3 separate regions of the Mus musculus genome follow, and all the other regions are linked to region 1. A link is a loop called in an ENCODE intact Hi-C map of the cell type or tissue named here. Cell type or tissue: gastrocnemius. All regions are shown on one strand. Links, peaks and the distances in the headings refer to the core of each region. The heading gives the core; the rest is flanking DNA.

The links. Hi-C counts contacts between places; a loop is a spot of excess contacts. Peaks named below come from ENCODE experiments on the same cell type or tissue, not always from the same donor. Only the 100,000 strongest peaks of a DNase experiment are listed, where the experiment ranks them.
Region 2: it touches region 1 in a loop (4-fold over the local background); 9 of 42 quality-filtered maps call a loop at or near these places.
Region 3: it touches region 1 in a loop (4-fold over the local background); 5 of 42 quality-filtered maps call a loop at or near these places.

The regions. Positions count from the first base shown.
Region 1 is chr16:25,062,372-25,068,165 of GRCm38, reverse strand. It overlaps A230028O05Rik (RIKEN cDNA A230028O05 gene), which reads right to left. Exons shown (of 3, transcript NR_040374.1): 2 at 3,329-3,453; 3 at 1-1,610. Among named protein-coding and RNA genes, the nearest start is that of A230028O05Rik, 5.6 kb to the right of the region's middle. In gastrocnemius, for the core only: a CTCF peak has its summit at 3,400 (motif pointing right); DNase peaks (open chromatin) are centred at 2,981, 3,415 and 3,708; H3K27ac peaks cover 5,000 bases.
Region 2 is chr16:24,349,791-24,355,121 of GRCm38, reverse strand. No RefSeq gene overlaps it. Among named protein-coding and RNA genes, the nearest start is that of Lpp, 41 kb to the left of the region's middle. In gastrocnemius, for the core only: a CTCF peak has its summit at 3,115 (motif pointing left); a DNase peak (open chromatin) is centred at 3,139; H3K27ac peaks cover 2,622 bases.
Region 3 is chr16:24,564,183-24,569,513 of GRCm38, reverse strand. The region is part of intron 4 of Lpp (LIM domain containing preferred translocation partner in lipoma); the gene reads right to left. Among named protein-coding and RNA genes, the nearest start is that of Gm24440, 160 kb to the right of the region's middle. In gastrocnemius, for the core only: no CTCF peak of the experiment used is centred there; DNase peaks (open chromatin) are centred at 1,743 and 3,048; H3K4me3 peaks cover 244 bases; H3K27ac peaks cover 3,197 bases.

The DNA.
Region 1 (5,794 bases), core at 424-5,423:
GCTACAAGATGATAGGATCTGGAACTCAGAGCACCTGCAAACCTCCTGTGCCACATCTTAAACTGGACTGCAAACTCACAAGTGTAGCGAGACATCTAACAATTTGTCCTAAGTTCTTACCAAATGAGACAGCTTGTCAGGCACACATAGTGGCCCACGCCTGTAACCTCAGTACCTGGGTGGCTGAAGGAGGAGCGTCAGGAATCCAAGTCCATCCTCAGCTAGAGAGTAAGCTCCAAGCCAGCTTAGGTTAAAAAACAATGGAAACACAACTACAAGTTAATTTAACTAGGAAATGTGTGACGTTGGTTTCCAGTGTGCTAGTGAAGTCTTGATTGTTCTTATAGTCTTAGCCCTTCCCCTTCAGTCCAACACAAAGGCAGGGACCACTAGAGGTCAGGCTTTTTGCATCCCTCTCCTTGAAGAAAAGCAATCAAGGCTTGTGTTAGCTGTGAGAAAACAAACAAGGGGGTTCTATACTGGCAAGCAGCGCCACCCTTAATGTCTGCTAGAAACTGGTCTGTTTCCATAGATTTCTAAGAAACAAAGGTTTCCTAATTTTCTGTGTCTGTTCCCTTGAATGTCATTTCAATCTACCTCTTATTGTAGTGTCCCAGTGGAAACAGTTAATCATTAACCGTGCCCTCTGCACAGGAATGGAAGTGATACTCTATACAGCTACAAGATAGGAATTTAATTCAATAAATAAGCAATGTAATAAGACTCCAGCCTGTGTAACCCAAAATCACATGATCAGTGAATGGCTAGGATGGGATTCAAAACTAGACATTACATAATTCCAAAGCCCATGGACTCACCACAAAACACTGACTCCTGCATACTTCTAAACTCTACTTGCTACAAAGAGCCATCCTTCTCGAACAAAGGGGAACTAAAGATGAAGAGAGATTTCTCCCAAGGTTATAGAGGACAACTTGCCTTGGCCATGGGCTAAAGTTAGCTCAGGGATCCCTTTGCATCTCTCGACACAAGCTTCAATACTAAGTGTTAAAAGTTAAGGACGAGGAAGACAGTTAACCCAAAAGCAGTAAAAATTAACTATGTTCTGATGTGTTGGATGAAAACTTGGGAACCTCGTGTGCTCCACCCTCGCCCTGATAACAGCTGCAAGTGTTTGCTTGCTTTTTCTAACATCTGGCCAGCCCCTGTGTAAACAGAGTGGAGGTCATCGTGGGGAGGAGCTGAGTGGTTTATTTCTAGGTCTCTTAAGGATACAATGAGCTGGGACAGAGTCTCAAATAGGAATTTCTTCCATGTTTTATGACAATGTCAGCAGCAGTTTCCAGCGGCGTTCTTCAGTCTCTTGCTACCAGTCTGTTTCTCATCCCTTTAACTGATCTCCACAAACTAGGTTACTTGCAAAGGAAGTTAGTGTATTTCTCACTGTCTGGAGGCAGAGAAGTGCAAAAGGTCAAAGGGTCCTGTGTGCTGAGGACCCTCTTACTGATGGAGTTCCCACGATGGCACTTCACATCACATGATGTGACAGAAAGACTGCCAGGCTAAAATCTCTCTTCCTCTACTCATGAAGCTACCACTGCAACTATAGTCTCCACCCTGAGGACTCCGTTAAGTCACATCAGCACCACCTGCAAATGCAATGAAGAAGATTATTTCAATATGGAGTTTGTAGGAATCAGACATGGACATCTTAGCATTTGCCTGTAATTCCCTTTCATGGCATGATAAGAAAAACAGTTCATCAAAGGTCTGCTTGGATGTTGCTAAGCACTCTGGATGATCCAAGGTCCAGTCTGGGCTCCACCTAGGACTGACCATGAGCCTTTGGGACATTATTCGTTTCAGGTTTCATTTTTAACCACTTGAGTAATGAGATGGGGGAGTCTTCCCTAATGTTTCATAGAACGTTACTATTCCATTTTTAAGTCAGAGTTCTAACAGTTAGCTCAGCCCTATGCTCATCCCACAAGGACATTCCTAGCTACTGCTTCTTTTGGTCTACTGAACATGACACTTTAAAGATTATCAACCCTCCAATTCTATATTTTCGTAGCAAACTCCTACCAATGAATAAGTTCACACTAACATCGGTCTTAAAGACAAAATTCAATCTATCAACAAGAGCTTGCCTTAAAAAGGCTATTTATAGGAGGCCTTCTTCTTGTTTAAAATCACACACAAACACACACAGACAGAAGTGGGGAGGGGGGAAGAGAGAGAGAGAGAGAGAGAGAGAGAGAGAGATTATTTACCCAAACATGCTTAATTTAAAATATGACTTAGATATTCAAATATACTTTTAAAGTTTGCTAATGCATTTTCTTCTTCTAAAAAAGTGTTTTGAAGTTATGGTCTTCTTTGGAATAAATATGCTAATTAAATATACTAAATGAAGTGCAAGCACAGTAATGAGTCACTGAACTTACAAATATGCCTTGAATTCCAAAACTGTTCAATCCCTGGGTAGGAATGACTAGCTGACGGAGAACTTACCTGAAAGAATAATAAAATCTCAAATAGAACTTGAGCTATTTTATGAAATTATCTTTTGTAATCCATCAAGGAATCATCAATATCAAGGGAGATTCTTGGTTCTTCCTCTCCTTTGATCCTTCTTCTTCTTTTTTTTTTTTTCCATTTTACATCTCAATTACAGCCCTCCCTTCCTGCTCTCTTCCTAGCCCCACCCTTACAAATCCCCCATTGTCCCTGAAAGGGAGTCCCCCACTTAGTAACTGCTACATCCTGAAACCTCTGGTCCTAGCAGAACTAAATACATCCTTTCCCACTGAGGCCCAACCAGGGAGACCAGGTAGGGGGAAGGAGATGCAATGGCAGGGAACAAAGACAGAGACAGACCCAGCTCCATTGGTTAGGGAACACACATAAAGACCAAGCTGCACATTTGCTACAAAAGTGTAGGAGGTCTAGGTCCAGCTCCTGCATGCTCCCTGGTAGGTGGTCCAGGCTCTGTGAGCCCCCACGGTCCCATGTTAGTTGACTCTGTAGGTCTTCTTGTGGTGTCCTTGATCTCTCCGGCTTGTTCAGTTCTATCCCCCATTCTTTCACAAGTCACCCAAACTCTGCCTGATGTTTGCCTGTGGGTCTCCCCATCTGCTTCTTTTCTTTTAAAACATGTGATCATCTTTTAGTACTAAGTTAATACATTGAAATAGAAGTAGAGCGGCATAAGGACGTCATGGATGGAACACATCTTATTTTAGGATGGTGTTCAAATAGAGGTGCCTCGGAGCTTCCCAGTGTGGTAATCTCCCCTCCCCCTCTCTCCCTCCCCTCAAATATCTTCCCTTCCCCACCCAAAACACCAACCCCCTTTCTCTCCAACCTTCCTTTTTATTCTCTCAAAACTCCAGTTGGCTCTACTTCCAAGATGGCTGAGGCTGTCGGGGTCCTGATGTCATCCAGCAGAGGGCGCTCTTGGAGAAGATTTGGGCATGGCCATGGAAAACTCTGGGAGGACAAGGACAGTTTCCTTTAGAAGAGGGCGACTGTGTTATCTGGGTTTCATGGTGACTTAAAGGAGAGCTTATTGGTCCTCCTTGAATTGCCTCAAATTTTCTGCTCATTTTCACAAAATTCTATCTATGCAGATGTTTTAGTGCTACATTCAGTAGGAGGGGGTGGAAGAACTAATTGTTTGTTTGTTTTTAAGCTATAGATTCAGAAGTACAAGGTAGCTAACTGCACAGGAAAGCAGCTGAGGATGGCAAATATCAAGCAAATATCAGCCAAGGCAGGTGTGTGTGTCAGAGACAGCCAATCTGCTCAAGCTGACCCTGTCTATCTCTCCCTGTCTTGTGAGGCACAAGAGAACATTTTTTCTCTCTCTCTTAAAGGCAGTGGCAGATATTATGGACAGAGCTCAAACAATAGCACAGAATCAACACTGGACCAGAAATAGATAGTGCAGATCCATAAAACTGTCAGAGGCCAAGAACAATCTTGATACTCTTTAACCTAGCAAAAGTTATCCATTGGAACCTAGAGACCAAACTCCAACACATAGCTTACAAATCAAAAGGAACACCAAGGACCAGTGGGCATCTGGGATGTGGTCCTGACTCTAAGATTTCCTGCCTGTTTCTTTGGTCAGGTCCAGTGGGTAAGCTTTGTAAAGTCTCATTGTCCTTGTCTAAGAGAACTGAACTGTAGAATCCATGAGATACAATTCATATTTCATGTTCTGCATTGGAGACTAACTTGTTAGAATTGAAATCCAAAATTTCCTTTGGAACGCCATAAGATGAGGAGTAAGGGTGTGGCCAGACATCATTATGTGGTTAAACATGAACTTAGGGATGACAGCTTTCATCTGGAACTTCGACGCATCCCACTTCAATGTCTTTCCACCCTTTGGTCCTCACCAGTGTAAGGGTGGGAACTGTCATTTCTTAGCTTGTATGTAGACTCCAAGATAGAATGACTGAGTGTCACCAGTCAATCCGCAGCAGTGTTGACATTTCCAAGAGCAGAATGAAGGAACCAGGAGACACTTCAGAGCCTAAATCCTACACATAATGGTTCAGTACACACCAGCCACAGGCATCAAGGTCATACAGTAATCAGTAGGATGAACCTGCAACATAGGCTAAAAATGTACCTTGTACCCGGTCACCACCTTACTCACAATCCCCAGGACCTAAATGACACTGTTTAGGTAGGCTTTTCCTGGTGAACCTTGGTTTCATCTCTAAAAAACAGCCCGTCAAATACAGGATAAATAAGTTAATGATTTCACTGGAAGCTAGTATCCACTGTCGAGCTGTGAAATAGGAATCTACGGACCTTCTCTTTCCACTGAGGACTCAGGTTGCTTTCAGTCAGTTCAATACTCTTAAGCTCACAGAGTTCTTCACTTGCTACATTTCCTTGGGTCCAGCTGATCTCTATTCCTTCACTTGCTTGTGTATGTAAGCCTCCTTGAAACAATAGTATCTAAATTGAGAGCTGTTTTGATACCAACTATAAAGCAGGTATACAAGTATACATCCTCAAACCCAAGGGCTCAGTGCAAGTTGAACCTTCCCGAGACATTTTTACATGAATCTTTGCCTAAAGGTCCTTAGGTAACTTTGATAGCACCATTACAGTAACGTCCTTTGTAGGGTCTCACAGCAAGCCTTAGGAAACACCAAACTGGACTTTCAAGTTTCAGCTCTGAAGCTCTCTAGCCACCCAACTATAAAGATTCCTGGGACTCTAATGCAGGATACAGTGCTAAGGAATAACTGCGTAGAATGGAGGCATAGCTGTCTTCTCAAATGCAAGTGTCTCAGATGGACTAAGAAGTAGATGGCAGACAAGTCTAGACAGAGGTCAGTGGCCAGGCCCTAAACTGCAGATCTACTATGCTGTGTCCTAGATAAAGATCTCTGTGCTCTAGACACCCAGGGGTTCTTTTCGACTAGACCTGGCTAAGATGTTGGGCTGGGTTAGGCTTCCTCCCCAGATAACAAAGTTCTGGAGTTGGTTTTGTGCCTAACAAGTCGGTTACCTCCTTCCTACCTCTTCTATTCAAGGACACATGCACACATGCACACATGCACTGTTTCCCTGGGGTCTTTACTGCACGAAAACAGCATGGCCGGACTACCAAGGAGCTATCATTCATTTCCAAAAAGAGGAAAAGCAAAGCTCAAATGGATCAAAGTGGCTGCAGTAGGTTGCTGCCCTCCATCCAACAGCCAAAAAGCTCACTGAAACGCTCTTCACATCCTGCCGAGGCCCAGCTCAATGACAAGCATTAGCATCCCATAGCCCTCAGGAATAGCTTGCTGGCCCAACCTAGTAC
Region 2 (5,331 bases), core at 1-5,000, 710 kb after region 1:
ATGAGGGAGATGGAGATTAGTGTAGATGCTCTTCAGGCTTCGAAGTGAACAGAGTGGCTGTAGTATCATTCTGTTTGTCTCATTATTGGTTGTTGGGTTCATTGAAAAATGAATGAACTACTCTTGTGGATAAAGATGTTTGTATATGTATATGTATATATGTATATGTATATGTGTATGTGTATGTGTATGTGTATGTGTATGTGTATGTGTATGTGTATGTGTATGTGTATGTGTATGTATATACACACAAACACACACACAGAGAGAGAGAGAGAGAGAGAGAGAGAGAGAGAGAAAGTTGAGTTGAGATAGGGTTTCATTATCAAGCACTATGTGGTTTGAACTTATAATCCTCCTGCCTCTGCTTCCTGAATGCTAAGATAGACCAAGTTCTTCAAGGACTAGGCTATCTTGAATTCATTTGTGTCTCTCTCTGGACCCTCTCCTCCCATCCATACCTTGTGCATATTATTCATCCAGGAAGCAAACAATAAATGAACAGGGAATTATGCACACAATGAATTTGGCAAATGTCTTTGTCTTCCTTTGCCTGGAGCATATTTGGTTTTGAAATATTAAGGTAGTGCCACCCTTGGCCTTTGTTACAGAGAACTTTTTGATAAAAGAATGCTTAGTTATAAAGAAGTGAGAGGGGCGGCATTTCAAATCCAGGACCCAACATTTCAAAAAGCAAGCAGACAGCCCTGTAGGTAGCGATAACTGACTAACCCACAGGATTTCAACATCCTGGACTAAAAATTGGTGCTAGATGTCTTGCTTGTCCTGTCTCATTAGAAAGCTGTTCTCTTTCTAAGATGTATTTCAGAGAAAGGCAAGAGGGTAGTAATAAGAGAAGAAAAGACAGCTGCAGGTAAGCACTGTGGGGAAACTGTCCAAAGATGAGGTATAGCTGGAGAGAGACTTGCAGCCCCACCTCTCATCTCTTTATTAACTGGCACATCAAACTTCCTGTCCCATTAGGAGCCTTTCAAAGGAAGGAGTGTGACCTTTCTTTTGCCTCTTCTAAGCTTCCAAAGGCCTCTCTGATCTGCTCAGCGGCAGCTTACTGAGCAGGGTGCAACTAGGCACCCTCCCGCTGTTCCGAGGAGGCATGGATAGATGACCTGCTCCCAGTGTCAGTGGGAGTGGTTTTGCCCAAATTAGCTTCACTGGCAGAGTTCTGAGCCCTTCCTTCTTGTCTCAGGGTCTGGCTCTACAGAGGGGTGTGGAAGCAGTGCAGTGTGGAAGTTAAACTGTCACACTCTATAGACAGAGATGGGGAGAGCAAACAAGTGCATGAGACAACCCACACCCATAGCAGAGTACTCCCCCCAGCCCCCCAATCTTAGTGCTGTGCTAGCTTGGGGTCTGAAAGGCAAGTGTATGGAGAAGGCACTTTGTTACTGATTTTTCCCAAGTGGCCGAGCTACAGCTCTCCCACTCCCGTGGATACAGAATGATTGGGATGCCCTTTGGGCTTCTCTTCCTGTGGAAAGAACACAGTCCAGAGTTGATTGACTGTGGGACAAATCAATTCTTTTCTTTCCGGAATGGCAGTGAGTTAGAAAAGGACTCTTAGCATGAAAGGGGAATTGAGTTTATCTGCTCTGGAGGCAGGCCTCCTGCCCCTTTCTCTTTCAAGATGTTGAGAAGCAAAAAAGAAATCTGATTTGAAACTGTGACTTAAACTGTAACCTGAGAAGAAGTGAAGAACACAGAGGGACCGATGTCTGGGGGCAGGAGTGTGGGGCCCTCCTAAACACACCATGATCGGTTGAGAAATGATCTTGACAGCAGATCTGGCCAGAGAGAGGAGTGAACACCACACCTTCAACCCAGTAGGGGTAGTCATAAAGGCACTATGAAAAAGAGGGGCTTGAGAGAACTTTTCACCCGCTCTGCAGAGAATAAAAAGTGTATAGATGAGGGAAGAGAAACGAGCCTAACATGACCCCTTTAGAAATCTCATCATGTAGCGTAAAGTTCCACTTCCAGGGCATACGAGAGACTCATTTGGACCCTTGCTTGTCATGAGCCTGGTCTGACATCATCATTGATATTCAGTCTTTGTCTATGTAGTTGGAACTCACAGGGCCATCTCCTTTGCAAGGGCAGGTGCATTCAGATGGGTTGGCATTCAGGCTACTTTCCCCAAGTGAGCATCCTGCTCTCAAGCACTAGGCCCTCCATTTGGGAACACACACATATATCGTGCATACATACACAGACACACATACCTAATGCATACTCACACAAACATCATACACACCTATCATACATACTTACACAGATATACACACCTAATGCATACTCACACAAACATCATACACACACATATCATAATACTTACACAGACATACATACCTACTGCATGTTCACACAAACATCATACACACACACACACACACACACATACACACACACACACATACACTGGTGATGCAAGCCCTAGGTGAGGGGATGCTGGGAACTCACCAACCTTCCTGCTCAGATGTTAAGCAGGAGCAAGCGCCCACCTTACCTTGATTCTGGCCTTAGACTCCTTTTCAAGCCTGTTTCCATTAGATGGTGGTTATTGAAACCCTAGTTTTAATTTCCACTGTAGATTACCCCTAGGAACCATCACTGTTGGGGAGCATAAGTCTGCAGCTGAAAGGGTTCTTGGCATCATCACTAAGGACTCCTCCTGCTACCTAGACAGTGCGCTGTAGGACGAAGCTCCCTACTCAGACAGCATCGTGTATAAACGTGGAGTCTTTTGTGGATTTGATTTTTTGGCGATGTCCTGGTGTGAAGACCCCTGTCTAGAGGCCCTGATAGCAAACTGAGTCTTTGCATTTGAGTCAAGGTGTCTGAGGTACAATTCTGGTAACTATATGCTTGTAATGCACTACAGGTATTTCTGATCATTAGTCTAATCAAGGTATTGACACTCTTTTTTTTTTTTTTTCCTATTACACCTTGAGACCACACTGTCCCACCTGTTTAAATAAAATAAAGATGTATACTTTAAGCACTTGCTGCTCTTCCAGAGGACCAAGATTCAGCTCCTGGTATCCACAGGGAACCACACAACTGCCTATAACTCAAACTCCAGTGAATATGACACCCTCTTCTGGCCTCCATGGGTATTGCAACCATGTGGGGCACATACTCCTAATGCCACCACCACCACTGCAAAAGAGAGAGAGAGACAGACAGACAGACAGAGACAGAGAGAGACAGAGACAGACAGACAGACAGAGACAGAGAGACAGAGAGACGGAGACAGAGAGAGACAGAGAGAGACAGAGACAGACAGAGACAGACAGAGAGACAGACAGAGACAGAGAGAGGGAGAGGGGGAGGCAGAGGCAGAGAGCGAGAGACAGAGACAGAGAGAGACAGACAGACAGAGAGACAGACAGAGATAGAGAGAGGGAGAGAGGGAGACAGAGAGAGACAGAGAGATAGACAGACAGACAGACAGAGAGAGACAGAGAGACGGAGAGAGGGAGACAGAGACAGAGAGAGAGAGACAGAGACAGAGAGAGAGACAGACAGACAGACAGAGAGACAGACAGAGACAGAGAGATGGAGAGAGGGAGACAGAGACAGAGAGAGAGATACTTTAAACAAACACGATTGACTTACTTGTTTTTAGCAATGGGTCTAAGATGGAGACTAGCATTCCAGGCAGTACTTTAGTCTTCTGGAGAGGAAACTAACAGGAAGAGGAACACACATTGTCTTTTCACCAAGGTCATCAGAAGCCATGACACACACACTTCTCTGCTCACTCACTACTGGTCAAATCTTTCATATGGTGGGGTCAGAGGCAGACCATTTCCTCCTGCGTGGAGGGTCCGAGGTTTGATCCCTAACACAATAAATGAATTCATAAGTAAGAAACCTAATTTATGTGGCCACTCAACCTTAAACAGAACAAAAAAAAAAAAAAAAAAAAAACAACCATCCAACCAAACAAAAAACCCAACCCACACACTACTATACATACATCATTTACAATACACATCATTTTTTAAAAGTTTTTTGCGTATGATGCTTTGCCTCCATGTGTGAATGTACACCACACATGCTGAGTGCCCATGGAGGCCAGAAGAGGTGTTGCATTCACTGGAGCTTGAGTTACAGAGCGTGGTCATGCTTCACATGGGTGCTGGGAGCTGAAACCCGACCCTCCGGGAGAGCAGTCAGTTCCTAAAGTACACATCTTTATTTTACTTAAACCAACAGGAGCACCCTGCCCCACCGTCTGGCATGTAGAGCCATGCAGTTGTTTAGAGCAGTGATGGGCATTTCCCTGGAGGTTTGTACAGTTCTTGAACGAGTATTTGACATTTAGACCCTCTCTTCTCCATCCTCTGCAGTGAATAGCCCTGTCTGCCCTCCAGTGTACTTGTAACAGGGACTTTTCTTATTGCCCTTCACTTATTAGCATGGGTCCCCAGGGGCCAGAGCTGAGATCAATGGAATACTCTGATTAGAAAAATCTTCCACAGGCAAAAGAGTAAGAGGCAGGGATAGGAGGAGAGTCACCATAAAAATAGTGATTGATGTGTTCTTGTTAACTGACACTAGTCATCAGTTGGATCGTGTGGATTTCAACATCGCCACGTGTCCTTCATGAGCCACATTCCTGCTAGCCCTGCCTTGGTAGTGAGAACTACACGTCAGACTTAGACTGTTGCAGTCAGGTGGGAATAGATTCTATCATCATGGATGTTACACAGGGAATTTTTAAACAGGCAACTTGGTGCCTATGATCTCCACACAAAAACGATCTTCCCTCGTTCAAGCAGTGATGTCTACTCTCTTTAGCCTCAAATGTCAGGCCCTTGTTATCTGTGATCTGACCCTACTGGATTCCCAGCATTCTCTGCTCCCAGAGGGTCTTTAACCTGGTGTACTCTGGCCCCAATGGCTCCTCTGGATGCAGGCATGACTGTTGTCACGACTCTTTAACATTCCTGGCACAGGTATGCACATACGAACCTGGTTTAACTTCTGTGGCCTCGCATAAGACATAGGACAAAGCAGGGAAGGGGAGACTCCAAGGGAGGGCCCCAGGGTACCACAAGGTTAATAAGGGCTTCTCAGAAACCATGGTTGGGTGCCATTTCTCTGTCACTGAGGACCCTACTTTACAACATCCAGCCCAGAGAGGTCCTCATACTGTCATTATTACAACTTGGTGTTCTGGACGGTCTATTCTTCTTTCTTGAGATCAAAGGCTTTAAAATAAGTAACAGATTTAACCCACTAAGAATTAACTTGTGATATTTTAGGTTAAACAGAATATATCTGATATTCTTCAATTGACATTAG
Region 3 (5,331 bases), core at 1-5,000, 500 kb after region 1:
CTCAACGATACACATGGGCAATAAGCTGGGAGAGCTCGGTCCTCTGCCTGCTCACCGTGGGCCCTCCTGTCTCAGTTCTGATCACAAGCTCTTCCAGTTGACGCATCTCCATTATCCTCACCTCTTATAACAGGCATGCATAGCCCAGCAAGCCTTGCACCTGCTTTGTAAAAGGGAAACACCTAGACACCATATATTACTGCTTAATATCCACAAGTGAGAGCTTTTGTGAAATGTCCTATTGCTAAGCAACGGACTCCCTCACTTGTACGGGAATAGGAACTCGAGCTTTTTGGTAAGAGCAGCCTGCACAGAACCTGGCACACACATCAGATCCCCATGACTGCTGTCTTGTGTCCATCTATAAGAGCCAGCATAGAAGCCACCTTATTCCTAATGGCCTCTCAAAGAAACAAAGGAGGCCTGCTGAGTGCTATACTGTGACTCCAAAACTCTCTCTCTCTCTCTCTCTAAGGCTTGGTCAGATGGGGGCAAGGACATCAGGCCTGTAAATAACTAGACAGGTAAAGCAGGAGGTTTCTACACTACACAGAATATTTGAAGCCCTTTGGGGGTTCTGAAACCCAATAAGCATGGAAGCATCATACCGAGCTCAGATACAAGCAACAGCAGTTTTATATTCACTATTATTCACTATTGAAGAATACAATTCTATGTGCTGTTTTGTTGAAACTCTGTCTAGTGAACTGTGCCAGGAAATTCAGGGAGAAGAAACAACAAAGGCATAACAACACAAAATAAAGTGTACTTATAAAACAAAGTTGCACCAGGTGTAATGATATGTGTTTTTAATCTCAGCTACTCAGGTGCCTAGGACAGGAAGGTTACTTGAGTCTAGAACTTCAAGAAATCTCTACAAAGTTAAACAAAATAAGAACATTAAATTCTAAGACTGATTCTAAAAGTAAGTGGCATACAGGGCTTCCCTGGACAGAAAAATAGGTTCTGGTCCTTTGGACAGGAAGGAAATAAAGACAGGCAGAAAAATGAAGCAGGGCTTGGAGGTTGGTGAGGGGATGTTTGTAAAAGCTAGACCCCTGCAGCAGAAAGGCTATCAGTCTCAGAGTCTGTTGAATATAGTGGCTTCATGTCATAGGTTACTTTACCATTCCATGTTTCCTGCAGTGAAGGCCAGGCAAGTAACCGTGCACCCACCAGTCACTGAGAAGTTTTGCAGAAAGAGAAATAGTGATGAGCAATCCCTGTAGACGGGGGCACGCCCCACTGCCAGGTCACATTGCAGGGCTAACTAGGTGGCTTAGCTAGCTGGACAAAGGGCAAATCTGGTAAAATTCCAGCTGGAGTTCAAAGCTTCTGGAAAATTATCTTGTCTGAGGATAAAGTGATACAGATGAAGAGACTTAGAACTCTCTCTCTCTCTCTCTCTCTCTCTCTCTCTCTCACACACACACAGGAGAGAGAGAAGCATTTTTCTCAAGAATATATTTCTGTGATCTCTGTCCAGATCTTTGGCATTCTTGATATTTATCTGCCTCAAGCAAACTTTTCCTTGCATGGCGGAGACTAACGCTTCAGCTCCTTTTATTGCTATATCAAAATTCAATTAATTATCTTCAAAGCCAACTCCAGTCCCTGCGCATATAAGAAACCCCTAAAAAAAAAAAAAAAAAAAAAAAAAAAAAAGAGCATTCTCCAAATTCCCTAAGCCCACAAGGTATCACTGGCTCACACATCACTCCGGACGGCATCAATGGGCTCACACACTGCCCTGAGTCAAGACTGGCCCTAGGTCAGACTCAGCTCCACACTCCTGTTGTCTCCATCCCTAGATGCCAATTCATGCTGTATTATACATGTGATAAACAAATGCTCAGAAAATTAGCTTGCTATGAAATTGTGTTTTTCTGACACTCAGGCAGGTACAGTCCCAAAGATACAATGTTGCCTTCAAATCTGCATTACACAATCAAACTACTAACAACCTACCAAGCATTTTAACAGGCTAAGTTTGCAGCAAAAGAAAAGAATTGCTGGTACAGACTACAACTTGGCTATGTAACCATGTCCATTGCTACTGTGCCTCTTTAGAAGCAAGTAAGTCACAATGCAGAGATGAGACTCTGCCCATAGGACTCACATGGGGTGCCTTGAGGAGCAAGGAGGTCCCAGCTCAACTATCTCAAAGGTACTGTTTATAGCGTATAGTATAGTTCTGCGCAGAGAAACTCTCAGTCTAGTCCTGAGCTGGGCGGGCTCACTCCATGTACATCGCAGGACTGGATTCCTCAGCAAGGGAGCCCTACAGCAGCCCTGGAGGTTTTACATGGCATCCACACTCAAGTAAGAATATCTGAACGCAAGCAAGGGGAGGCTTAGGACATAGAATGCTACCTCCCAAAGCAACCCAAGGCACAAATCAGATGGAGGTTTTAGAATCCCTTCCACAGACAAGGACTCAGATGCCAGCACACGTAGTGTAGTCATGGCCCCAGCCAGACAGCTAAGGCATATTGGCACCGCCTTAATTTGTCCATCCACCAATATGCTCCACAAAAAACACCCATATGCTTTCTTTTAGCTTCCATATGCTTTTTTAGTAAGGAAACTAAAATATTTCATTAGTTTTGAATAATTAATAATTACTTATTTCACAATAGTCACCCTCATTAAAGAGCGAAAATAGCTGATTAAACTGCAGGATCCTGGCTTTCAGTGCAAGCTTTTTTTTTTTTTTTTAATTCTTCCTGTAGGAATTGAGTAAGAGAGTAGAAAAGCCAGTGTAGAAACAGTCACATTACAGGGAAAGAAACATTATCATACACATAGCCCTGCATTCCTCTTGACTGAAACATTATGATTTAATAAAAAGAACATGGATTTGGGGGATCAGAAAGACTTTGGAATCCATTCCAGTTTGGCTTCTGTGAGCAGCACTTGTGAGGAAATGAAGGGTGTTAAAAAGATAACGCCTGCTGGATCCCTTCACCCTGGTCCTCCCCTGTTCCCTGTTGAAGGCCCGCCCTCACTCAGGCTGTGGGCCTGGGTAGCACACAGGCCCCAGGAATGCTGGCAGAGAGCCAGGGGTAGTAAGCAGGGTGTGGCCTATAGGAATGTTTCTCAAATGCTGATGACCATGGGAACTACCAAGGGACCTTGTAACACTGCAGACTGATTCAAGATGTTTGCGGTAGATCTGGGATCTGCATTAGTAGGAGTCTCTCAGGTAGCATAGAGACTGCTGGTCTTCAGAGGAGGCTCTGATGAGTAAGGACCTAAAACAGATCAAGTGAGGAAACAGAACAAGTAACAACAAGGTAATTTTGTCTGTCTCATCATGCCAGGAGAAGGTTTACTAATGATTTAGATCAGTGGTTCTCAACCTGTGCCCCCTCAGCCTACCCTTTAACAGGGGTCACAGATCAGATATCCAGCATACCAGGCATTTACATTATGGTTCATAACAAAATTACTGTTATGAAGTAACAATGAAAATAATTCTATGGCTGGGGTCACCACAACGTGAGAGCCTATATTAAAGAGTCACAGCGTGAGGAAGGTTGAGAACCATTGATTTAGAAGCTAGGATGTATTCAACTGCTTAGTAATTAAGGTATTCATTCCGTTTTAGAGACAACAAAACTGAGACCCAAAGAAATCAAGTACCCTTGAGAGGGCCATGGAGCTACCAGAGCGGATCCATGGGCCTCTCAGAGTGCAGCTGTGCCGGCAGAAGGCAGGAGATGCAGGAGATGCAGGAGATGCATCCTCAGATGGCGCCTTGGGTCTGTTTCCTCTCCATGCTTCCCCAGGGGCTGTTCACCTCCTGCCTGAACTTGGCTAAAGTTGCATCCATGCTATCAGCCCTACCTGTGAGGTGAGGGTATTGCCCCTGGCGACCTCTGATGCCCGCCTCTTCTAGTTCCCACATAAGCTCAGAGTGGGTCACCAGCACCAAGTGTAAAGTTCACACATGTGGCAGTCATTACAATCTGGCAGAAACCGAATTCTAGCTGTCCACATCTGGAATGTAGAACTACGTATGGAGAAGAAACAACAAACGTTACCCAGAGCGCCTGAGTCCCATGTCAGCCAACAACTCGCTCACTTTTTGTGGCCCTAACTGCTTTCTGCTTTCCCTCAGCTCAAAAAGACAACTACCAAGAAAAACTAAGAAAAGGGTTATGAGTTAGGTTTAACTCTTTGATATTCCTTATTCTGCCCAGAGGTAGAGGTAAGTATTTAATTAATGGGTTATCACATTACATTAGTTACAAGGTGTGATCCTGTTCCTTACTCCCCACCCCCAAAAAGAGAAAATACAGACTGCAACCACTGTGTTCCTAAGACGCCCATTCACCATTTTCTACCAGGATTCCCACTTATAACCAATCCTATCTCTGGAATTACTTATATTTTGGAGTTGATCTGAATTTAAATCCAGATTTGGCTGGGTACACTGCTTTCAACAGATTTTTCCACCTTTCTAAGCTTGTGTTCTTTACTGCGGGGAGGTAAACTTGAGTGTGTGTATGTGTGTGTAATGCTTTTTGAAAGTAAACAATCTACTGTATTAAAATTATAAGCACACAACAATACTGAATTAAAAGTACATTTACTGAAAGAACACCTAGTAAATGAAGGAAGCAGAGTAAGAGTTTCAATGTTAAGAAATCACTTCCCAGGTATAGTAGTATATGTCAATTCCCAGAGTCATGCTAAGGGAAGCTGAAGAGCTCCCTTTCAGAAGAACTGAGAGGAAAATCCAAGAGGGACAGGAATCATGAAACAACCAAAGGGAAGAGCTGGCTTCTCACACAGAGAAATATCTTCTGTCTGCCTTAGAACTCATGTCTGCACAGCCTTCAGAGTATCTGTAAAAACCTGAAGTTGTAGCTGGGATTCTTGGAGAATGTGTGTTTTTCAGGTAGTTCACAGATGTTTGTGTTTCTCTCCACTTCCCTCTCCCCCTACTCAAGCTCTAATGGTGCTCACATTAAACAACATCTCTGTTCCGTATCTTGCACATTAGCATAGCTGCAAACTTGCTAAGAGAGCTGAGGCAAACTGGAAACTCAAGAAAATCAGAGTTGAGGACCCTTTTACAGAATCTCTACCAACTCTCATCTCACTGAAGGAGAATCGGAGGCTCAGGGAAAAAAATCTTGCTGGTCCTACAACAAAATGACTCGAGCGAGCATCTGACCCACAGATAACTTCCAATCTCTAACTCTAAGGGCTGTGTGGCTAAGAGGTCAGTGTTGAGTATCTTGCCCCCTGTCACTCTCCACCTTATGTTTGGGACCGTGTCTCTCACTGAAGCTGGTGCTCAGTGATTGGCTAGACTGGCTC